Linked DNA regions of Homo sapiens: region 2 is linked to region 1. A link is a loop called in an ENCODE intact Hi-C map of the cell type or tissue named here. Cell type or tissue: sigmoid colon. All regions are shown on one strand. Links, peaks and the distances in the headings refer to the core of each region. The heading gives the core; the rest is flanking DNA.

Evidence for each region. Peaks named below come from ENCODE experiments on the same cell type or tissue, not always from the same donor. Only the 100,000 strongest peaks of a DNase experiment are listed, where the experiment ranks them.
Region 2: a loop joins it to region 1, with 2.7 times the contacts of the local background. A loop is called at or near these places in 8 of 110 quality-filtered maps.

The regions. Positions count from the first base shown.
Region 1 is chr18:63,236,996-63,239,920 of GRCh38, forward strand. The region is part of intron 2 of BCL2 (BCL2 apoptosis regulator); the gene reads right to left. Among named protein-coding and RNA genes, the nearest start is that of BCL2, 81 kb to the right of the region's middle. In sigmoid colon, for the core only: no CTCF peak of the experiment used is centred there; a DNase peak (open chromatin) is centred at 1,286; H3K4me3 peaks cover 997 bases; H3K27ac peaks cover 1,506 bases.
Region 2 is chr18:63,186,300-63,189,224 of GRCh38, forward strand. All of the region lies in intron 2 of BCL2 (BCL2 apoptosis regulator), which reads right to left. Among named protein-coding and RNA genes, the nearest start is that of BCL2, 130 kb to the right of the region's middle. In sigmoid colon, for the core only: no CTCF peak of the experiment used is centred there; no DNase peak of the experiment used is centred there; H3K27ac peaks cover 142 bases.

The DNA of each region.
Region 1 (2,925 bases), core at 324-2,823:
TATTTGCACGTGGTTTTGAGGCGCACTCCTGGCCACATCACAGCTATGTTCTCTTGCCTCTGGGAAATACATAAAATGCCTAGCAACAGTTCCTGGTGGCGGCTGGTCCCCATAAACGCCGCTGGTCGGCCCCCACCCCACCTCTATACCACGACCCCTCTCCCAGCCCGGGGACTGTGGTATGGAGGCCGAGAGAGGCCCATTTTAAGGAAGAAGCAAGACATATGCACCATCCCATCCAAGGAGTAAACAGGCGGGGGGGAGGTGGGCGTGGCCTCGATCAATCACCTCCCCTGAAGCTGCACCACATGCACATTTTAGGCTGGAAATAAGAAAGAATTTCCTGGCTGTAGGAATTGTTAAATAATAGGGCGGATGACCAAGGGAGGTTCCGGAATCTCCTCTTGAGATCTTTAAAAATGCGATACAAGATCGCATGTCTGAGATGATTTCTTGCAGTCCTGGCTAGAGACAGACGGACTAGGTGCCTTAACGGGCCTGACCCTCCTCCCAAGGCATATGATTCTGTCTTTTGCTTTCTCTTACCCTTAGCAATATCCTCAGTGCCTCCTTTATATGTTCATCCCCCTGGTGAAGCTCACTTACTGCCATCCCTCAGGCTAGTTTTCACCCAATCCCTAGCCTCCTCACACCTTTCCTTGTTATTTTATGGAAAGCTGGTCAAAGGTCAGAGTTGCCCAACTCCCCACACATAGTTTGGTGGTAGCATCTGATACCCAGACAAAACACGGCAAGGATTCCAATACCAGCATATTGAAGCTTAAACACCAAATCTGGATGGAAACAGAGAATTAGCTGTTGCTAACAACCCATTGTAAATGAAAATATGATCTTGGTAATTGATTTTAAATAGTTTTTTTTAAAAGAACCCTTGGCCGCATTTCATCAAGAATACAGAGTTTCAAAAGCGTTCATTCCAGGGTTGGATTTTTTTTTTTTCCTCTTTCTTCTGGCTTAAACCCCAAATGGCCAAGATCCCAGTCTGAATAAACAATGTGGGTGGTGACTTTTCTGTGAGGCCCAGTAGAGGATGCAATCACTTTCTTATTCGGTTCAACATTAAATCATGTGAAACTAGCCTGATTACTCCACACAACTTTTACTCCGTAATGGAGGGCAACACAACATGTATTCTTTCTCTGCTTCTCAGGGAGAAAGAAATGAATTCTCCTAACTGGGAGTGTTTAATTATGTATAAAGTTCGTTGACCTCACAGGCGGCTGTCAGATGATCTTGCTAAGGCCTGTGAACGGCATCCCAGGAATGCAGTGATGTGGGCAGAAACCGAGTGAGTTCATGCCACCGAATGCTTTAAATGGGACCGAATCAGCAGCCGTCCAGAAAGACTCCAGCGAAAACAGAACTTTTGGATAATCAGTAATTTAATCTCACCTAAGCATTTTGAGGCCTTCAAAAGTGATTGTTATAAATCAGAAACTCAGGAAAAATCCCATAGGCATGGGGCCCATAACAACGGGGTGAAGTAATTTTGTTTGCTGGTTATTGCCACAGCTGGTTGGAAATGTATGTATTTGCAATGTTCTGTCCCCGTTTTAGAGGTAATGCTTTCTGACTTCCCTGCTACTGACATTAAAAGAAAATGATGAAGCAATCCCATTCATAAATACATGGTGGGGCCTGAAGGAGTGTGCAGAGTCTATGTTTATTTACAGTTTTGATATAATGCAGCCTCCACATGTGTATGCAGTAACTATACCTACTTGTCAGTAAATGCCTTGAAATGTGTTCTTCCTACGCAGAGGGCTGGGTTCTCCTCTTTGGGCTCAGGGAGCGGAAGGGTACCAGCAAGATGAGCGTATGGATTGTGTGTTCTCTTTTGTCTCTACCTGGAGCATCCCCATCTGTCTATTGTGAAAGGACCAGGAAACGCTGGGAGACGGGCTGGCATGTGCTTCTTGGTAACGAGAGAGCAGAGCCCCTGGAGAGCTGTGGGATGGCTAACTGCGGGAGCCCTGCTACTCCGGGTAGGGGAGAGGCGGGGGCCTGTGAAATAGGTGGGCTTGGTGCTTCCTATAACATTTAAATTACCTGATTGGGGGTCCAATATTATGTTCCTTCAGTAGCTTTCTCACCAAACACACATTTTATCCATCCAAATATTATGCTTTCGGCTGGTAAAACTTCACAGGATTATATTCTAAAACAAAACTCTGCTGCATTCATGCTGGTACCTTTATTGTTATGAGTATAAAGAAAGGGAGGCTGGAATTTAGCCAATAACTTTGACACCCTGCTGGAAGCAAAATGGAAGGGGCCTCCCCTGAGCATCTCTTAGACTAACCTAAAAGTCTTGAATCTTTTTCCAAATCAATCACCTAGGTTTTGAGTGCACAATGTCTGTCTGCATCCAATTCGAGTTAATTCAATAGATATTTGGAAAACACAAATAATGGACAAGGCAATTCTGGTGACACAAAAATCAGGCCAGGCGCAGTGACTCACACCTGTAATCACAGCCCTTTGGGAGGCCAAGATGAGCGGATCACCTGAGGTCAGGAGTTTGAGACCAGCCTGGCCAACATGGTGAAACCCCGTCTCTACAAAAATAAAAAATTAGCCGGGCATGGCAATGCATGCCTGTAATCCCAGCTACTTGGGAGGCTAAGGCAGGAGAATTGCTTGAACCCGAGAGGTGGAGGTTGCAGTGAGCTGAGATCGCGCCACTGCACTCCAGCCTGGGAGACAGAGAGAGACTCTGTCTCAAAAAAAAAAAAAAATCAGAACTCTTTATCAGGTCACATTAATCCCAACTGGGAGGATTTGGGTAGTTTTCATGCATGGAATCTTCCCAGGGTTGGGGGCTGAACCCTTAAAGGGGTTCAATAGGCCAAAGGGAAATGGGAACTTACCAAAATCTCAGTTCACACTCGCATGCATTGTGGA
Region 2 (2,925 bases), core at 96-2,595, 51 kb before region 1:
GTGACTAATGTACCACACAACGCTTAATATTTACTACAGGAATCTCAGTTTTCAACTAGCTTTTTAATCTATGGGTATTACTGACTGCCTTTAATTTATAATTAGTGGAAGTCTGCTAACAATAAAAACCATAGCATTTTACTGTTTATCTTTTAGCTCAATTCATTTTGTACATGATATGACCATTCTTGTTCTTGAGTATGAACCATATATTATTTTCTGGCCTTTCTTTACAATTCCACTTATGGCTGACCTTGAACCAGAATAGGTCTGTGATTTTACTTTCCAAAGTCCAATACATGTATTTTTCTTTTGTTCATGTTGATATCTGCATTGGCACACGTGAATTTCCAAATTTGGTCTTCACCTTTTCAGTTTTCATAGGCAAAAAATAAATTTGGATGATGCAATAGTCAGTAAAGAACTCCAAACAAAGGTTTTCTTGACTAGCTGGAGGATATATGGAAATCCCTAACTGTGGTGTATATAAACTGTAAACCCAAGTTTATACATTGTCAGGAGTTAATAGAACTTAAGATTTAGTAGCATTCTTTAGTACTAGATTCATAAAGAGAAATGAAGAAAGAATTGTCATTTGATGTTTTTGTCCTGACAAATAAAAATAGCCAACTGCTTAGCCCACAGCTGGGGCATTCTGTTTTCTTTTGTCTTCTTTTCATGTGAATATCCATCTTCATTATTGAAAACAGAAACTCCAACCTTAAGCATTTCCCTGTTTTTGCAAAAAGGATATTATATCAACAGTCCCTTTTAAGAACAGGAAGTTATCGTTTCATTCTACACAAGTCCCTACAGTTTTCATCTTGCCCTGGTGTGTCATCTGTCAGTGTGACTTTAGGAAGGTGAGACAGGTATGGCCAGATATGAGAGATTTTTAAAAGTCACAGTGTCAACAATGGTGTTATAAGGGGAGTGTTTAGTAACAGAGCCATTTATTTTAGGAATGTTTTTGTACCCTGGTAATCCTGATATGATAAGGCTTTAACAAGGTCAACTAAGTAACCTGTAGTCAATATCCTCATTCAAGAGAGGTCAGATGCTTGGGGACTCACAGCTGTACAGATGTACTGTGTGCCCTTTTATCTCTCCCTTATGCACATGCCGTTCTCTCTACCTAGATAAGTGGGCACCTCTACCTCTATGATTTCTCTTTCAGGACTCCGTGTAGTTATCATTTCCTCTAAAAAGCCTTTCCTAAAACCAAGTTGGATGTCTGTTTTGTGGGCACAGCCCCCTACACCCACCCCACTTATCCTAATGGGTTGAAAATACCAGGAAAAACTTCAGATAAAGACCATGCCCCAGTAAATAGCTGAATAAAGAACAGGTGAAGGGTGTCAGAAAAGCAAGAAATGGAGACAGAGGCTTGGAATGGTCTTCCTAGTATTGTTGTTGTTACCTCTACATGGCCACCCTGGGGGTACACGTGGAGCTGTGGAAATCTCTAAAATCAAAACCAGGCCAGGCTTAGAATTAGTTCGACTAATACAGATTACGTTACTTGAATGTTTTCAAATGCAGATTTTGCTTTTTTATTTTTCTTTGCTCTTTATCTCATTAAAATAAACAGTGGTATGGCATTCCCATTTGAACCAGGTCCAGCTCTGAAAGCTGGAGCAGTCTTCAGATGGCATGCTCCATTTGGCCCCTGCTCATAGGGCTGGCGTTCAGACCATGGAAATATCAGCAGAATCGAATGCACTTGGGCAGTTTCCATAAACTTTGTAAGTATACGATCAAAGTTAAGACAAATGGGAAACACAGAATAATTAATAACAATGGTGAGTGGAAAATGCTAGCAAGCCATAACAATCCAAAGCATGTTTTCTATCTCTTTTTAAGCAGCTATCTGTCTTACCCACAAAGACACTGCCTGAAAAATGAATTCACCAGCTCTATATCTGAGGCAGAATGACATATGGAAATAGTACAGTCTTTGGCGTTAGACCTGAGTTTCAGTGCTAGCTCTGAAACTTACTTGCTGGCTGCATGGCTTTAGCAAGTTCCTTAAGATGGCAGGGCCTCTGCTTCCTCATCAACTTTTACAATTTTGGAGGTTTAGAGAAAATATAAGTACAAGTGTTTAGCACATCATAGGGGTTCAATAAGGGATGACTAGTGCCATCATCATTATCTTCAACACTACTGAAGAAACAGTAAAATAATCAGTTTGGAAATTATGAATGACCCTAAACTGAATTGGAGTTTAATTATATAGGTGATAGAAATAAAGATTGGAATAAGCAAATTAGAACATAAACTGGAAAATATTTAACAAATGTAAGAAAGCAAACTTTTGAATAATTTAATTATACTCATTTTACCATAATACTATGTATACATCAACAAATCTTAATTTGTATTAATTTGTAATAATATTAATTTCAATTTATAATACTCATAATCCTTAAATTATATATTAGCTGAACAGTATATTATATATCCTTCCAGAAAATGCTATGAATATACATGCATTTGTATATGTATCTAATTTTTTTCTCATCAATAAAATAATATTATCCATACAGACTTCCACTTTTTCCCTCTACAATAAATCTCAGACATTTTAAAATGTGAGTTCATATGTATCCATCACCTTTCTTAATAGCAGCATTTTATTTCATATCAGTTTACCAATTTAGCCAGTACCCTACACAGACATTTCTTTTTTTCCCCAAGTTTTTTTTTTTTTTTTGCTGCAAAATTAAAATACATAATGCTGTAATAGACATCCTTACACATAGGTAGAAAAAACTTGTAGAAGTGAAATTACCAAGACAAAGGCTATGTAAACTTAGCATTTTCAAAATTAAGGTCAAAGCGCTCTCCAAAAACTTTACAAGAATTTACCCTCCCATTAACAGCATATAAAAAAAAAAAAAAAAGAAAAAGAAAAACAACCTA